2 separate regions of the Homo sapiens genome follow, and region 2 is linked to region 1. The links are chromatin loops, found by intact Hi-C in ENCODE. Cell type or tissue: OCI-LY7. All regions are shown on one strand. Links, peaks and the distances in the headings refer to the core of each region. The heading gives the core; the rest is flanking DNA. Region 1 has its middle 50 kb from the start of LINC02195. Region 2 has its middle 200 kb from the start of LINC02195.

Region 1 (9,326 bases), core at 641-8,640:
TTGTTCCAACTCAATCTGATTTCCTCTGATTGAAGTCTAGTGACAATTTGTAGCAATTTGTCATCCCTCAATTATTAGAAAAGGGAAAGAAGAAAACACAAGAAAGGTAGGGAGGGAGGTGAAGATGTAAAAGAGAATAAAGACTGGATATATTCCTCCCCCTCCCCATCTACCTACCCATGAAAAATTATTTTAATTAACTACCAATATTTGTAAGTGACAAGAACCTTACATAACCATCTGAATGTCAGTTCTCATTTGAAAAATTCAAAATCTGGCAGCACCGGGCCCTTATTTATTCACTGCTACTGACTGGGGCTGCAGAACGTGTGTCCTTTTAGACCCATCTTGCATTCTTCTGTTGACACAGCCCCCACTCTGCCCACTGCACCCACTTTTCACTTCTGGCCTAGTGCCTGTGGACATCTGAGTTCTTACCCCCTTTGGATGGGTCCATCTTGGAGGTTAGGCAGATGAGTAATGTGCTCAGGTCTGAATGGGTCCAGGCTATTTTGGCTGGAGTGCAGAGGACAGAACAAAAGGAGAAGAACCAGACACAGAGAAACCAGTTTCAAGACTGTCCAGGTAATGTGACTAGAGATGCAAGGGTAATGAATATGGGTGTGGGCATCTTCACAAGGTTTGTTTCCTTAACGTTGCAATCTCTCCTTCTTAGTAAAGCCTTCTTTACTGCCCTATTTAAAGTTACACCCCCATCCTCCATCTCCCTCCCCTGCCTCATTCTTCTGCATTATACGAATCCTTCCCCAACATTCTGGATGCTTTACATATTCATCTTTTCATTATCTGTCTCCTCCAACTAGAACGGAAGCTCCAGGTGGCCAGGAATTTTGTTTGTTTGATGCCCTGCTGTATTCCCAGTGCCCAGCACAGAATGTTTTTAACAAAGAAATGTTTGTTTTAGGTTTAAAAATGATGTTTTAAGTTATTTTTAAATATATACCATCTCAATACAGGAGGAAGATGGGCTATGTTTTTCTAGCCCGCCAGCACAGCCCAGAGGACCTCCAGGACTGTTCCGATCCCAGTCTAAGAAATTCGTCTCGGCCAAGCGCAGTGGCTCATGCCTGTCATCCCAGCACTTTGAGAGGCTGAGGCGGGAGGATTGCTTGAGCCCAGGAGTTCAAAACCAGCCTGGGTAACATAATGAGACTTCTTCTCTACAAAATCATAAAAATAAAAATAAATTAACCAGGCATAGTGGTGCGCACCTGCAGCCCCAGCTACTCAGTAGATTGAGGTGGGAGGATCGCTTGAGCCTGAGAGGTTGAGGCTGCAGTGAGCTATGATTGCGCTGCTGCACTGCAGCCTGGGCAACCAAGCAAGACCTTGTCTCAAAAACAAACAAACCAAAACAGGAAGTTCATGTCCACACTAGCCATGCAGTGGCAGGGGTAGACATGCCACCTCTTGGAAGCCAAGTCCCCCAAGGCTGGGGTATGTCCAGGACTTGCTCACACCTCCACATCCACAGCTCTCTGGACATGGACACTAGACCCTCCGGAGCCCCAGCACCCTGGGACCCATACAGCCTTTGAAAGGAGGGCTCAGATTAAGTGTCCTTTATCTCCATTGTGATTTCTCCCCTGTTTTTCTCTGAACAAGTGGCAAGGCTCTCAGAGCCTCCCTTTGATGCTTAATTGCTTAATTATCAGCTTACTCCACTAACTCTAAAAAAGGGAATTGAACCACTTTAAAAAGGGAGGTGGGGTTGGAGGCTGCCCAGGGAGTGCGGCTCCCCTCTGTGTCTGCAACAGTTAACTCCAGAGAGGGTAGGAGGGCTTCTTACAACTTGGGTTCAGGGGCCTGTCCCCTCCTGCCACTACTATCATCACCCTTTCTGTCCCTCTTCATCAAGATGAATGCTTGGAGATGAGTGTGAGGATATCTGAGCCCCCAGGGCCACTATCCAGCTTACCCTTTTTTTTATTTTTATTTTTTATTTTTTTATTTTTTTTGAGACAGGGTCTCTCTCTCTCTCTGCCACCCAGGCTGGAGTGCAGTGGCACAATCTTGGCTCACTGCAGCCTCAACCTCCCCAGGCTCAGGTGATCCTCCCACCTCAGCCTCCTGAGTAGCTGGGACTGCAGGCACACACCACCACACCTGGCTAACACATTTTTTGTAGAGACAGGGTCTCACCACGCTGTCCAGGCTGGTCTTAAACTGGGCTTAAGCGATCTGCCCACTTTGACCTCCCAAAGTGCTTTTTCCTCTGAAAGCATCTAAATCTTTTCAAATTTCAATTATTTTTATGCTGCTGACATTTGTTCCTCCATTCTATCTTCCTTTCATTTATTCATTGACACAGTTTACATGCCAGGGTCAAATGAGGCACTCAGGACCAAAGAATAAAAAGATGGATCTGAAAACAGCTGCCATTCAAATGCCCTGATAGTCTGGGCAGGATGTGGGGAGGGGTTAATCCTACTGAGCTGAGAGTGGGGATCTGTGTTTGGGGGATCAGAACCACCTTCAGGAGGAAGTGACATTTCATAGGTCCAAGAAGCATAGGTGGGTGCTCAAGATGTCAGCAGATTTCACCTTCTCTTCTCTTTCATCTCTTCCCTGCCCCTCCTCTCTTTCCTTCTATCCTCCTCCTCCTCTTCTTCCCTCCACCCTCTGCTGCTCTTTCACTCTCTTAGACACACATACACACACACACACACACACACACATCTTCCTCAATTTGTGAATAAAATAGTTTCACAAACACACAGACGATCTCACTATACCCACCTCTGCTGTCTCCAGTTGGTGTCTCAGAAGCAGACTCTGAGTCAAGTTCTTGAGTGCAGGCAGTTTATTTGGGAGATGATCCCAGGAAGCCTGATGAGGGAGTGGAGAAGTGAGTCAGGGAAGAGAAAAGCCAACAGAGTGTGTGCTAATAAGTGCACTGTTGCTGTGGGCAGCTGAAGCTTAGTGCTGCTGGGATCCTCTGAGACAGTGTGGGACGTGCTTCAGAATTGTCCCAAGGAGGGAGAAGAAGGCTGCAGCGTTTATGCACCAATTCCAGGGTGGAGGATCCCTCCTGTGGGCTTACCCTGTTGGTGCTTCTGGTCTGACCCCACATATGCATGAAAACCCCCTCAGGGAAATGGCTAAGGGAGAGATGTGCTGGGCACCAGGGACTGCTACAGGGAGGAACTCTGTGCAGGTTACAGTCTAGGGTGGGCTGAGGGACTGTGCTGGGAGAACTAGCAATATCTGCTTCATGTACACATTCCATATTCTTCTCCCTTCCTCCCTCCTTCTCCCTTTCTCTCTCGCTGTCATACACACTTACACACATGCACACAAGCACACGCTAAGGTGATCAGTCACATAGATATAAAATAACACAGAAGCTCCCAGAGAAGATGGGTGGTCCCATCTCAGAGACCTTTGTCTTCTACCAGCTTACTTGACTGTAATTCCTCCCATCTTTAGGATACTGGTATAGTGGATCCAGTTTCTCAGCACACAAATGTGCTCATACACATTCTATCTCGACCTAGTTCAACAGGGCTTTGTTTTTTCTTTTTATTAAAAAGAATTACCCCTGAGATGAGGTCCAGAAAGGAGCTACATCCCACACAGATGCAGAAGAGACCTACAAGAATTTCCCTCCCAGTGCAGCAGAGTCGAGGCTCAGATGGGTTCCTCTCACTCCCATCCCCCTTGGGCTACAGGGAGCAAGGCCTGTACACAGAACATAGCATGCAGGCCTCTCTATAACCCACAGATTTTTCTTTCTTTCTCAGGTCCCACAAGATCAACAAAATCTAAAAAGATCCAATAAACAAATACTTTCAATGGCATTATCATTATTATTATTATTGTTTATTTTTTTGAGACAGAGTCTCACTCTGTTGGCCAGGCTGGAGTGCAGTGGCGTGATCTCAGCTCACTGCAACCTCCATTTCCCAGGCTCAGGCAGTTCTCCTGCCTCAGCCTCCCAACTAGCTTGGATTACAGGCATGTGCCACCACACCTGGCTAATTTTTGTGTTTTTAATACAGACGGGGTTTCACCATGCTGGCCAGACGGGTCTCAAACTTATGACCTCAGGTAACCCACCCGCCTCGGCCTCCCAAAGTGCTGGGATTACAGGCGTGAACCACCGCGCCTGGCCTAATGGCATTATTTTTAATGGCAAAAAACCACAATTACTTTTGCACCAATCTCGTAAATGTTTCTACCAGTCACCCTACCAGAGCATTTACTGCAGTATCTCGAACCACTTGGTAGGGGTCCCACTGAGAATGACTTGACTGGCCACTACCATGCTGCCCTAGGTAGTTTGCTACAGTAAGGACCCCAGCGCATCATGCATCCATTACTCTGTGTGTGCCTCTCCTCATTGACTCTGGGCTTGGCTTTGTGACTTGCTTTGGCCAATGGTACATGTACAAACCTGGTGCCAGCAGAAGTGTAATGAGTACTTGTGCACTGAGGCTTCCTCTCTGAGACCACTGATGAGGGAGCTGGTCTACAGTAAACCACGTGAGAGGCCACATGCAGAACCAAGATGCCTCAGCCAACAGCTGACACCAGCTGCCAGACATGTGACTGGCAAATTCAAAGCCTTTGAATTCATGAAAGAGGAAGATTTTTCTCGTACAATCTTAGGAGGTAGGGAAAGTGCCCAGCAGAGAGCTCCTTCAACACGGAAAACAGGTAGCCCTGGCCACGTGGAGCTGGAGAGGGGAGATGCAGACAGAGCTAGGAGTGGCCAGAAGCCAGAAAAAGTTGAGTCTGGCAAATCTCTCGGCCACCTTGACTAGAGTTCTGGAGTTCATATGGAAACATGGATATTTTATAGAGTCATGTATTTTCCTTGTTTATTTCCCCAGCTTCTCACACATTTTCAGCGATGCTCTTTGTGGAAATGTCAGCCTCTCAGCTCTGCTCAAGAAAACCCAGGAACAGAGAGAGCCGGCTCAGATCTGCGCCAAGTGTTTGAGAGGCAGCAGCGCCCCCAAGGGGCCAGCAAGGTGGGGCAGCGGCGGGAGTGCTGAGCTCCGGAGGGGAGCTCTCCTTTCTTCAACAGGCATTTATTGAGCACCTGCTGTATGTGGTCCAGGCAGCAGCGGGAGAAGGGGAAAGTGGAAAACCAGACAAGGCCGTATAATGAGGGACTTAGGACTTCTGGAATTTTAATGAGCTGGTTTGCCCCTTTATTTCCTTTCAGACTTCCTGTTGATTCAAGTCATCAAAATGAAAGAATGCCAGCGTCCAAACACACATCTGGAAACAGAGCAATAAGGTTTTTAATATTTTGTTTCCTAATACAGAAACTCCTTTGAGATGCTATCAAATAAGGTGGGCATAACACATTCATTTGATTTCTTTTCCCTGCAAACGGGATCATTAAGGCATCCAAATTAACTGGGTGTAATCATGAATTAAATCGAGCTCTTTTATTAGGGAAACTTAGAGGCATCTTTCATCTTAATATCCTGACAGGATTCTCCTGACTTGAAGGTATGATTAGGGGAAAGGTGGCAAAAAAAAAGGAAAATAAAATAAAATAAAGAAGAAAAAACCCTCTGCAGCTCAACCATGAGTGGAATTGGTAATAAAACACTAGTTCCCCAGTGAACTCACCACCTTTCCACTCCTCCTCAACTGGGTTCATTATTTTATTTCTCTACTTGATAGGTTGAAAAATTGCCTGCAAACTGGTTAATTAGGACTAACAGTGCTTAGTAACTGGGGAGACAATTGCAGTTTGAGAAATTAATGCTCATGATTCATCTATTAAAGTGCATCTAGACACATGGTTTGCCTCATGGTAGTGTCAATCCAGCCATCTGTGCCTGTGGCCAGGGTAACTGAGCACTTCTCAGTCTGAGTTTGGGTGTAGTGGTGGTAAGAAACAGAATCCACTTTGCAAAAAAAGGGGGGGAGTTTCTTATAAGGACACAAAGGTAATTCCATATGGGACATCTGGGGATGGAATATGCTATGGACTGAATGTTTGTGACTGCCCCCTGCCAGCCCTCCACTAAGTTCACGTGTTCAAGCCTAACCTCTAATGTGATGGTATTAGGTTGGTGCAAAAGTAATAGCGGTTTTTGCCATTACCTTTAATGGCAAATTAAATGGCCATTGCTTTTAATGGCAAAAACTCCAATTACATTTGAACCAATCTAATATTAGGAGGTGGGGCCTTTGGGATGTAATTAGGATTAAATGCAGTCACGAAGATGGAACCCTCATGAAGAGGAGCAGTGGCCTTATAGAAGGGAATCCAGCGACCCCCACCCCCCGCCTTGCTTCGTCCCCCATGTAAGGACACAACAACAAAAAACCCAGCCAAATATGAACCAGGAAGCAGGCTGTCACCAGACACCAAACCTGTCAATGCTTTGATCTTGGATTTCCCAGCCTCCAGGACTGTGAGAAATACATTTCTGTTGTTTGTAAGCCAACCAGTCTATGGTATTTCATTATGGCAACTCAAACAGACTAAGACAGTATAAAACTAAGAAAGGGAGACGCTATGGGAGTTTCTTTATCACTCCTTTCCTCCCTCCCCTCTCTCCTTCGCTAGCCTCCCTATATGACCATGGTTTTCTAATTTCTGTTTTGCCCTGGGTACCAGCTCCATTTCCTTCTCTGCATAAAACCATCCTCCACTTAGTAATGGTGATGTGGACTACTCACCACACATTCATTCTTCTTCCAGATGTTTGGGGATCCTCTCCTTCCCTTTTGTCAGTTCATATGATTTGGTTAAAGTCCCATTGACCTACAGTTAATAAGATGCAGAGAGGCTTTTGCTGGGGTATTTTGGAAAGCCTCGCTTTACTAAGGAGATTTCAAGATAAGGGAGATAGGTCTGGGGGCTGCTGGAGTCATCTTCCAATGACCAAGACAAATCCTGTTTGAGAATAAAGCCAGCACATGGAGTAGGACAGGGAAATAGATTGCACGACATCATTTGAGCCCCTGTATCAAGTGACACCTGATGCTTACATTAGCCTGGATTTTACAGTTGCCTGAGCCAGTAAATCCCCTTTTTTGTGTATAAGCTAATTTGTTTTTAATTTTCTGTCACTTACGGTAGAAAGAATTCCTACTGAAACCCATGACTTCCTTTTGAATTGCAAAGTCCCCAGGTCTGAACTGACTCCGTATGGCCTTCCAGTCCAAGCACCACCACCTGATTATAGTTTCTGTATATATTACTTCATAGTCTCCAGAGGGACCCTCATTCAATCATCCCAGTCAAGGATTAAATCTCATGATTCACCAGTGCTCTAATCAGCTACAGCCAGGAGGATGAGGTGACAGAGTATAAACACAGTCGTGGTCCAGCAGGAACTGCAGGAGAAGGACAATACAAAAGAAGAGTCCAAATTGTGACCACTACATCCTTATTGGGTCCACTCAGCCCACTGAACGGGCACATGGAAATCCCTCTGAAATTCACAGCATCCAGGTATCTCAGCTGCTATGGCCCATTAGGTTGCATTAGCAACACTTAGTGTTTGCCAGGACTTGAGTTGGTGCCATGGAGCTCCCACTATGCAAAGAGGAGGCATCTTTGATTCTGCTTAGAGACTTTCATGTATCTGAAGAAACTATCACCCATTAGCATCTTTCTGTCTGATGCTGAAAAATGTCAACTCTAGGAAATGGCTGGCTAGCACACAAATTCCAGTCATTGCCCATGAAACTCTGGCTAGGGATTAGCAAGAAGAACAACCTAAAGTTCCCATTCACATCTGTGCATGGAGACAAGGAAGCACTGGTTCATTAATATGTGTACTTAGCAGATGTTTTCTGGGTCCTGGCATCTAAGACATAATTTAAAAAAAAAAACAACTGGGATGTTTTTAAGTGTCTTGATTTAGCAGGACTTGGGTGTTCAAAAGCAAGTGACATAAGATCTCTGAGCTTTAACTCTTCATCTTGAAAAGGGGAGGTGGTAATCCCTCCTTTATCTGCCTCAAAATGATGCTCATGCTCGTTTCCAGGAAGACTGGGCTGCCACAGCTCTCTTTGTTATCAGAAGGTGGATTCTGAGGACGGTGCCTCTAGCATCAGCAGCAGAAGCACACAGATCCCATGCCAATGTGAGCTGCAGTGGATTTATTGACCCCACCCAGAGGAGGTGCTATCTATGCCCCTCTTTGTGTGCCGTCTGCCTCCTGGGGTCCCCAGCTGTTAAGCAGGCCAACAACTGCCCACCTCAGTCTCCAGTAGAAAACATGAAGACTCCCCTCTCCTCTGGTAGTGTCAATCTAGCCATAAGCATTTAGGCTTATGCCTTATGCTGTATTAGGCTTATGCCTAGCCTTCTGCACCATCCACCATAGGACTTGCTATAGCACAAACAGGAGGTGTAAACAACAGGAGTGGTTGAAAGGAGTCAGTAGACAGTAGACAGTGGCCCAGCCTTCTCAAGCCCCATTGGTGTGATGCTGAGGTAGTTCTTCAGAGACACCCCAGCAGGATTGAACCCCAAGTGCTTGCAGCAGTGACCTGCTCATGAATGGCAACACTTATTGGATTTCCTTCCTTCCCTGTCTCACCTTCACCATTCCCCAACTTGGGCTCCCTGGGATCACCTTGTGGAAAAACTACCTACATCCAAGTCCTGGTCTCAGGGTGTATGCTAGAGGAACCCAAACCAAACCACCTGCCCAGCCCTGACTCCTTTCACAAGCATCTTGTCTACAGTCCAGACTCATTTTTTGGAGTGTAATTCATTCCTGGAATTAAACAAGTGTGATCTGAATTTTTGGGTATCCTTCCAGGGATATTTTAAGCATTTACAAGCAAATGTGGATATAAAATTCATACACAAGCAAGATTCTGTCTTTTATACCAAGACTTTGGATTTCTTCCTGTATTCTTCCATGCTTCTCCTCCATTCCCACAATCTAACTTTCTATCGGGTCTTACCTAACTGCAGTGAAAAGGTGCTATGAAGCAGGAGATGCCAGGTGCAACACGAAACAAGGGCAATTAACCCACACAGGGGAAAGGAGAAGTCAGAGAAGGCTTCCTACAGGATGTGCTATTTGTTTTGAAACCTGAGGATTAAGTGGAAGCTAATCAGGTAAACCACACAGTATATGCAATGGCCTGGAAGCCTAAAAAAGATTGGCTTGTTCAAAGAATTGCAAGTGATCTGTTCAAAAGCAGCCAGGGGCCAGGCACGGTGGTTCATGCCTATAATCCCAGCACTTCGGGAGGCCGAGGTGGGCAGATCACAAGGTCAAGAGATCGAGACCATCCTGGCCAACATGGTGAAACCCCATCTCTACTAAAAATACAAAAAAAAAAAAAAAAAAATTAGCCAGGCCTGG
Region 2 (9,326 bases), core at 518-8,517, 150 kb after region 1:
CTTTTGAGTCTTGCTTTTAAACTTTCTTTGGCAGGACCGCTGAGTACTCCTTCTAGAACTCTACCCAGTGTCCAAGGATTATTGTAAGGTTTTCCACTCTGGCTGGTGGGAACAGGAACTATTCTCAGCCATGTGGAAGCTCCCTCATTGTTCTTCTAATCCTCTCAAGTGGTTTTTCCTTGATCTCTGATGGTTTCCTTTTCCTGACATGCATGGGCTGATCATGACTCAACTGAAGACAAGAAGGGTCCTTTACTAAACTCCAGATCTCTTTCCTCCTCCTCCTCCTCCTCTTCCTTCTCCTCCTCCTTCTCGTATTCCTCTTCCTCCTCCTCCTCTTCCTCCTCGTCTTCCTCCTTCTCCTCCTCCTCCTCCCTACTCTCTGACCTGTGAACTCTAGTACTTTGCCCTGAGAACTTTAGCTGCTTCGCCCTCCCCCGACTCCCAACCTTATTTCTTCAACTTAGAGAGTCCACTGGGCTCCGCCCAGGTTTCCCTTCTCTGTGCTGTGGACCATAAATGCCCTCCCGGCAGTAACCTCTGGCCTCCTGCTCAGCCTTGTGTGACCCAGTCAGCCCATTTGGCTTCAAGGGATCCTCCTGTGTATGTGCGCACCCTGAGAGTCTTGGGTTTCATCCTATAAAGACTGTGCCAGGTCTGCCATCCCAAGGATACAGCAAGTAACATCTCCACTACGTGGCCTGAAGGGTGTTAGAATGGCAGCCTTTCTCAGATCTTCACTGGGGAATTAAGGAACTATGAGTCTAAAGAAGAGGTAGAAAGAAGAAAAACTCAGCAGGCAAGAGTCAGCACACATGAGCTAGATCATCTCTGTTGCAGAAAAGGGAACCGGGGAGTGGCTGCTGGGAGGCAGGGGTGGAAGCATTGGAGGGCAGAGTGCCAGGAGCCTGCAATATCACATGTAAAATGAAATGCCAGTATCAAGGCTCTGAAGGGCTCTGACAGGCAATCAGTACCCCAGCTGAGATGGGAGCAGGTGTCTCCTCCCCAGGAAGGGCCACAGGGATGGATGTCAAGAGGAAATAGGAAGCAGGAGGAAGAAAGAGTGTCACATGCTGGCTGGAAAGTTGAGAATTCTTGCCCCATGTCTGAGGAGTGCAGCGAGAACCCTGTAGTTTTGCCTGCTCAACCTTCATCCCTTCACCTCTTCTGGAAATACATTTTGATTTTCCTTTGGGGGCTCCCTCCCTCACTCTCAGTCCATGTAGTTCTAAGGAGATTGACCCATTGCCAGGCTCTACATGTGGGCATGTGACTCAAGCCAGCCCCAGCAAAGCCAAACCAGGAACTTTTGTGAGAGCCATAAGAAGATACTGTTTTTACTAAGGTTGCTAAGTTGGTAGGATATAAACATGACATTGCAGACAACCAACTAGGCACTCTGCAGTGAAATTCTCCATGATACTAAAGTCAACGTAGAGGGAAGCAGAACCAGAGGGTAGAGGAAGATTCCTGAGGACATTTTTGAACACCTAGACCCAGCCATACCTGAACCCATAGCCTCCTAAATGTCTTATTTTAGTAAGACAATGAGTTCCCCTTTTAAAATTAAATATATTAAACTCTTACAAGTAGAGATTGCTATAAATATGCTTCTAACGTGTACCCCTAGACTCAGTTCTTGAATAAAGAACTAGAATTTTTTAGCTGGAAGCTCTGCCACTCTCCCCGCTCCTCAGGAGACTCACTCTTGAAGGTGGCCAAGCATCAAAGGTGTCTTGTCTGCTCAGGCTGGCTCTGGCCACATGTTGCTGGGCCTTGCCCAGAGTTCAGCTTCTCAGTTGGGATCCCTGGAGGGCTCTTCCCATTGCTCTGGGTCTCTGGGGGGTGTATTTGCAAGTCCCATCTCCTCAAATTTTACCTACAGACACTTTTTTTCTTTCGAGATGGGGTTTCATTCTGTCACCCAAGCTATAGTGCATTGGCATGATTTTGGCTCACTACAACCTCCACATCCTGGGATCAAGCCATCCTCCCATCTCAACCTCCTGAGTAGCTGGGATTACATGCACCACCACGCCTGGCTAATTTTTGTATTTTTTATAGAGACAGGATTTCGCCATGTTATCCAGGCTGGTCTCAAGCTCCTGGGGTCAAGCAATCTGCCCCTGCCTCAGCCTCCCAAAGTGCTGGGATTACAGGTGTGAGCCACCACGCCCGGCCCCTACAGACATTTTAATATCATTGTCTATATTTAAAAAAAAAATCAGATGTTTAACTTTTCTTAAAACCAAAAGAACTGGGAAATTTGGTCCCACGGGTCTTCATGGAGGTAAGGAGCAGCTTCTCCCCTTACACTGACCAGGTGTTCTCCAGTTTGCCACAGTCCTCCCCATCCCCTGTCATATTCCACCCTGGCCCATGTCATGCACTTTTCTTGCCCACCTGGCACCTTCACGAAGGTGAGTCCGTGAGACCTTTACAGTGAGAGAGCTGAGCCCAGGCCTCCAAGGGGTAGGGGCAGTTCACCTGGAAGGAGGAAGACAGGGGAAGGACTTCTCTTTATCTGGGATGCTCTATGTTCCAGGCAAGATATCCAGCACAGGCAGTAATGATCTGAAAAAGATGGGCTCTGCTCACAGCCTAGTGAGGGAGACAGATGTGTAAATCCCAGCATCTCTGTCTTTCCCATGGCTGTAGTGTGGTTCCTTTGATTCTCCAAATCTCATGTTGAAGTGTGATCCCCAGTGTTGGAGGTGGGGCCTAATGGGAGGGGTTTTGGTTATTGGGGTGGATCCCTCATGAATGGCTTGGTGTGTCCTAATGGTAATCAGTGAATTCTTGCTCTATTAGTTCCTGAAAGAGCTGGTTACTAAAGGGAGCCCAGTACCTCCCTCCCTCTTCTGCTCCTTCTCTCACATGTGATCTCTGCACACAACAGCTCCCTTTCACCTTCCGCCATGAGTGGAAGCGGCCTGAGGCCCTCTCCAGAAGCCCAAGCAGATGTGGTCACCATGTTTCTTGTACAGCCTGAAGAGCCATGAGCCAAATAAACCTCTTTTTTTATAAATTTCCCAGCCTCAGTCATCCCTTTCTAGCAACACAAATGGACTAAGACACCACCGAAGTGCCCAAGATGGCAGAGTACAACCATCTCATGCCACTGAGATGAAAGTTCTGGAGAGGAGTTGGAAATGAGCTATGAATGTGAACATGATATTTCTTGCAAGCCTCATGTTCTCACATGAAAATAGGCATAAAACTTTTATATTCAACCTCTTCATATTAAAAAAAAAAGTTTTACTCAAAAAATAAAAAATTTTAAAAAGGCTGGGCGTGGTGGCTCACACCTGTAATGCCAGCACTTTGGGAGGCTGAGGCAGGTGGATTGCCTGAGCCCAGGCATTTAAGACTAGCCTGAGCAACATGGTGAAACCCCATCTCTACTAAAAATACAAAAAAAGGAAAAATTAGCTGGGCATGGTGGCAGGCATCTGTAACCCCAGCTACTCAGGAGGCTGACACAGGAGAATCGTTTGAACCTGGGAGGTGGAGGTTGCAGTGAGCCGAGACCACACCATTGCACTCCAGCCTGGGCAGCAGAGCAAGACTGTCTGAAATAAATAAATAAGTAAATAAATGAATAAATAAAAAGAAGTTTTATACAATTGAGATTCCAGCAAAGTGAGCCTTGTTTATCCTGAAACCTCCTGTGTTCTCCTGACAAATGGAGGTGAACCCCAGGAGTTATAGGTACCCCACTTTGCGAAGCAGACATAAAATAGAAAATGATAATGAATGTAGTAAGTCCTGTACCAGACACTGTCCTGTGTTGCGACATTTGCACTGGCTCTTTGACTGCCTGGAAGGATCTTACCCCCAGATGCCTCCATGGCTCACTCTTTCATCTCCACGTTTTTGTGCAAGCATCACGTCAATGCAGCTCATTGTCGTCACCCCATCTAAATTGCCACTGCCCCTTCTCTGCAACACTCCTACAACTCTTTATCCAATTCTTTTTTTCCTCCATGGCATTTGTCACTTTTTAATCACCTTAAATACTTTTCTGATGTCTTGTGCTTACTGTTTATTTCCCCCTCTGGAAATTAAGCTCCACAAGAGCTGGCATTTTTGTCTGATGTGTTCATTGCTGCATCTCCAGCTCCTAAGACAGAAACTGGCATAGAGCAGGACTTTAAGGAGTATTTTTAAAGAAATGAATGAATAAATGAACAAATGGATGGTATATCCTCTCCTGGGAGGGAGGACACTCGAGCAGACTTGATCACAACGTTGTACATCTGCTTTGTCTAGAAAGGTAAAATATGAAAGTACATGAGGGCTTTTGAAGCCAAAGGACTAAAGGACCATGAGAAACAAGATATAATCTCACTTTGTTCCCCATGCTCTGAATCCTTCTGAGGCTAACCCATCTACCTGCAGTCCCAGACCCTCCCGCCACTGGCCCAGGCTACCTGCAGCTCAAGGCTGGACTACACCACAACTTCCTGGACACATCATCACCCGTCCTTGCCTGCTTCCTCCACACTTCTCCCCACCCAAGGCTGGTGCCAGAACAGACAGCATTTTCTGAATTAGAAAAGGGCACCCCCTAGGGGTTTGTAGCCCCACAGGCACAGGACTTGGTAGACTGACATATGCTGATATTGGATGAACCTGCAAAATTGACCCCACTCTGACTGCAAGCAAGATGCCCCATGCTGTGTCCCTTATACAAGACACAGCCCTGCACGACTGTTGCTTGGCAGCCCTGTGAACATCCCATCATGGCCAGAATTTTTTTCCAGCAATTCAGGTGTGCAATAAATGTCACAGTACTTTATTTGTCTAAAATCAAATTAAATCTGACTCTAATCCCCCCATTTCCCCAGGCTGGAGGGAAATTCAATCATTATTGAAGCTCTCCTCCCACAGTTTGAACAGTTTCCTGGAGGGTCTTAGGAAATAAAAGGAGTAAGTCCTTTAGATGGATGCTGATGCCCAGGTCTGTGCATGTTGGGGAGAGGAGACACAAGAAGGGTAACATTCCCAGAAAAGTTTGGAGGACCAGCACCACAGACCATGGGGCCAGCATGAGCTGTGTCAAAGGCCAGGACTGTACTGTGAGGTTGGAGGAGGGACCTATGCTTTGTTTAAGGTGATGAGTTCATTCTCATATTCTTGCCCTGAAACATATTCAGAGACAGCTATTTGATCATCCACCCATCCATCCATTCATCCATCCATCATTCAACAAATACACATTGGGTTTCTACTTTGTGCTAGACCCAGGGGATATATTGCTGAAGGAAACAGATGCAGTCCCTACTTAACTAGAGCATGCAGGTAGCAGGGAAACAGATAATATGTAAACAACCAAGTGAATATATTGTTATAAATGGTGATCAATGCTTTAAAAGAAAAAGGAGGATGCTATGCAAGAGAATAACTAGGTAGTTCAGGGCAGCCTTACTGAGGCAATAGGTGAGCCGACACCTAGGATGTGACAAGAAGTGAGACAGGCAGAGTGGGTGTGGAGCCTTCTGACCAGCAGGGCAGCAGGAGGAAGGTTCTGCAGCAGGAAAGAGTCTGGGTATGGATGCATTTTTCTCAAGACTGGGGCCACCGCCTTCATCAGGCTCTCAAATTGACCTTGACATCCACTGACTTTAAGAGCCCTAAGCCTTGTCTGCTTTTATTCTTTTTTTTTTTTTTTTGAGATGGAGTCTCTCTGTTGCCCAGGCTGGAGTGCAGTGGTGCGATCTCAGCTCACTGCAACCTCCACCTCTTGGGTTCAAGTGATTCTCCTGCCTGAGCCTCCCAAGTAGCTGGGATTACAGGTGCCTGTCACCACACCCAGCTCATTTTTGTACTTTTAGTAGAGACAGGGTTTCACCATGTTGTCCAGGCTGGTCTCGAACTCCTGGCCTCAAGTGAACTCCTCGGCCTCTCAAAGTGCTGGGATTAGAGGTGTGAGCCACTGTACCTGGCCTACTTTCATTCTTTATATATATGCACACTCCCGAGGAAGACTGATGTCATGAAGCAAACTCCAGGACTGAAAATCTCAGGGGTAGAGTGCTGTTTCTATGATGTGGCATTTTTACAGGCTCTCTTTCATCCCTTTCTTCTTGCTCGCCCTCCCTCCCCACCTCCCATCCTGACCCCCGCTGAAACACACAGTCACGGGACAGGTCCTCAAGCAGGTACAACTCAAAATGCTAGAGCAATGGAGCAGCAGGATTGTGAGGGAGAAACACAGCTTATAAACTGTCTCCCAACCCAGGCAGGTGCCAGTGAAATGTTTGACAGCTCAGGAGATGGATCGGCAATACGGGTTGGGCAACACTTCCAGGGCAGAACTGAAGCCATCCTTCCTGGGAACGGCCTCATAGATAGCCTGCAAACGCTTGTCAGCCCAGCCTCCAAACGCTGTCCCTTGCCATCTCGGTTTCCTCATGGCTCCACTCCAGGCCTCCAGGCCTCTGGGGGCTCTGTATTGAGCTGGAGTCAGCCTAGGGAGGCTCAGACCCCTGAACACTAGACCCAAAGGAAGACCTCAGGCAGAGGAAATGCCATGAAAGAAATCGCAGCGGGAGAGATGACTTAGCAAGGGTTTCCAACACATGCTTCTCTGGTTCCTTGAGGTGCACTTAAACTACTATTTTAATAAAATACTTAATACAATTTTACAAAGACCACACGCATTGTGTTTTCCATATGCCAGAGACTGTGCCCAATCTACAAACAAGTCAATGCATGTAGATAGATGTCAACCTATATGCATTGACTCATGTAATCCTCAGGACATCTTATAAGTTAGGTGTTATTAGCTCAGTTTAGAGATGAGCACACTGAGGCGGGAGAGGGTGCAGTCAAGGAGCTGAGACACAGCAGAGTGAGGCCATCTGGGCTCTCCAAGAAGCAGGTGCTGAGACAGAGTTGGAAGACAAGGAGCTGAGAGGAGATAATGCCTATGAAAGGAAAGAGGCAGAGGCAGGAAGCTGGAGCCTCAGACAGCTCTGTAGGCTTCACAAGGTTGGATGCAGGAGCTGCAAAGCAAAGGATGCCCATCAGAGTCCCGGGTTGAGTGGAAACTGCCAGACCAGGCTACCACCACCTTGCTTAGGACTAGAGGCTGTTCCAAAAAGAACAGGACCTCCCATCAGAAGTTGACGCAGATCCTGAAGGAGGTAATAGCTAGGCACATTCCTCACAGCTGCACAGAGGGTCCTTTCGTGAAGGGAGATCTGAGCGGTACTTCCCGGTGTCCACCATACAGAGATAGCATTTGAATCCTGTTCTTCTGCAGGCCAAGCAACTAACCCCTACGGGAGCCTGCTGCCACTTCCCTAAAGCCTAAAGCCTGAAATGCAGAAGGAACCTCTGAGAGCCTGCTGTCCACCTGCCTCCCTGTAGAGATGAGCTACAGAAGTTAAGCAACCGGGCCAAGGCCACACAGCAAACCAGTGGTGGGGCTGGGTCTCTTTTCTCAGAGACAGGACACCAACTAGATTCCTGTGCTGTCTTTCTCCAGGTTTGTCCTGGAACTCGGGTCCACAGGCCTGTGATTTGGAAAAGCAGCCATCTGATTCTGGCGCCATCCCCACATGCTCTCAGGGACCCTCTGTCCTGAGAAGCAGGGGAAGATTAGGCAAAATCTGAGTTCTCTCACATCCCCAAGCTCTCTTAGCCAGTTGGAGTAAATGCACTGGGGAGGCTTTGAGGCAAAGGCCAATGGAGGCACACAGGGGAAGGGAATCAGGAGTCAAGGAAGGCTTCCTGGAGGAGGAAACGCTGTCGCTGAGTCTTGAAAGATGAGTAAGTGTCTGAGTGGGGAATGATTGGGCAGGGAGGACAAGCTGAGGTGCAGGACAATGTCAGCAGAGATGTAACAGGAAGAAAGAGTAGCCCACTTTCTGGAAACTGCTGATGGTTTATGCAGCCAGGGTGTCATGTTCACAGCAGAACAACAAGAGGGGCACTGGACAGGTAGGCATGACCAGATAATGAAAGGACTTCGAGGGAAGGGCAATGGGGAGCCAGTGGAGATTGTAGAGAGAGGAAAGACATGGTCAGATTTGTGTTTTGAAAAGCTCTTTCTAGCAGCAGTGAGGAAAGTGCATTAAAAGGAAATAATACTAGAGGCAGGGGGACTTGGAAGGAGCCTGGGGCGGCACCTGAGCAAAGACGAAGGATTCGAACTTACAGCCCAGCAATCCATTGATGGGAGAACCTACCCTGGCACCCTGTCTAGTCCCTGGGTGAGTGATGGGGGCTGCCATCACTGCGAGAGTGATGCAGGAGGAAGACCACACTGTGGAGTTGACGAGACAGTGAATTTACTTGTGGATGAGTTAAAGGTAACAATATATGTGCAACCTCAGATAGGAAGAAACCCCCTAAGAAATTAGGTGTTTATGAAGAGTTTTCATGGCTGAAGGGAGATGTGTGGGACCTATGAAGGGACCAGTGGAAGTTAGAGCCAGAATATTACAAAGTGAAAACATGCAGAGCCAAAAGAAGAGAAACTGATGATTGCAACCATGGAAAAGGCCAACTGTTGCAGATCAGTAGAAGGAGACCCAGCAACGCACTGGGAAGGAATAACCAGATGAAGGAGTGTGGGCCAGACATGGTGGCTCACGCCTGCAATCCCAGCATGTTGGGAGGCTGAGATGGGCAGATCACTTGAGGTCTGCCTGGCAGACCTTGAGGTTTGCCGGGACCAGCCTGGCAAATATGGCAAAACGCGGTCTCTACTGAAAATGCAAAAGTTAGCTGGGCATGGTAGCCCATGCTTGTAATCCCAGCTACTGAGGAGGCTGAGACACGAGAATCTCTTGAGCCTGGGAGGTGGAGTTTGCAGTGAGCCGAGATCACGCAGTGGCGTGATCTCCAGCCTGGGTGATAGAGCAAGACTTCCATCTCAAAAAAAAAAAAAAAAAAAAAAGGAGAGTGACCAAGAAAGCATATCCTGGCTTGGAAATCAGGGAGAGTATGTGATCCAACACCATCACTGCGCTGAGAAAACAGGACCAGCCTGGAGAGTCCTAGTTTGGTGATTTCACAGCAACTGCAGAGAGAACCTGGAGGCTGACAAGATGCAAGGAGGATTAGCAACGTCAAATGCTGGCCTTGCTGTCAACCAGTGCAAGGACATAGCAGCACCTATTGGATTTAGCCATTGTCAGGGAGAGGAAATGGGTGACAGCAATTGAAGTGTCCATGGAATGTGGGAACAGAAGTCTTTGAGGAGTGAGGGAAAGAAAAAGAAGTGAAGACAGTTAAGAATGGCCTTTCTTTCAAGGACCAAGCAAAATAGAAGTTGCTGGAGGATGGGCAGGGCCAAAGAATGTCTTCCC

What was found. A loop is a pair of places that touch in the nucleus more often than their neighbours do. Peaks named below come from ENCODE experiments on the same cell type or tissue, not always from the same donor. Only the 100,000 strongest peaks of a DNase experiment are listed, where the experiment ranks them.
Region 2: a loop joins it to region 1, with 14 times the contacts of the local background. A loop is called at or near these places in 2 of 110 quality-filtered maps.

Annotation. Positions count from the first base shown.
Region 1 is chr16:26,640,828-26,650,153 of GRCh38, forward strand. No RefSeq gene overlaps it. Among named protein-coding and RNA genes, the nearest start is that of LINC02195, 50 kb to the left of the region's middle. In OCI-LY7, for the core only: CTCF peaks have their summits at 4,991 (motif pointing left) and 5,204; DNase peaks (open chromatin) are centred at 1,354, 2,464, 4,514, 4,974 and 1 weaker place; H3K4me3 peaks cover 107 bases; H3K27ac peaks cover 5,424 bases.
Region 2 is chr16:26,790,818-26,800,143 of GRCh38, forward strand. No RefSeq gene overlaps it. Among named protein-coding and RNA genes, the nearest start is that of LINC02195, 200 kb to the left of the region's middle. In OCI-LY7, for the core only: CTCF peaks have their summits at 4,579 (motif pointing left) and 4,779; a DNase peak (open chromatin) is centred at 4,554.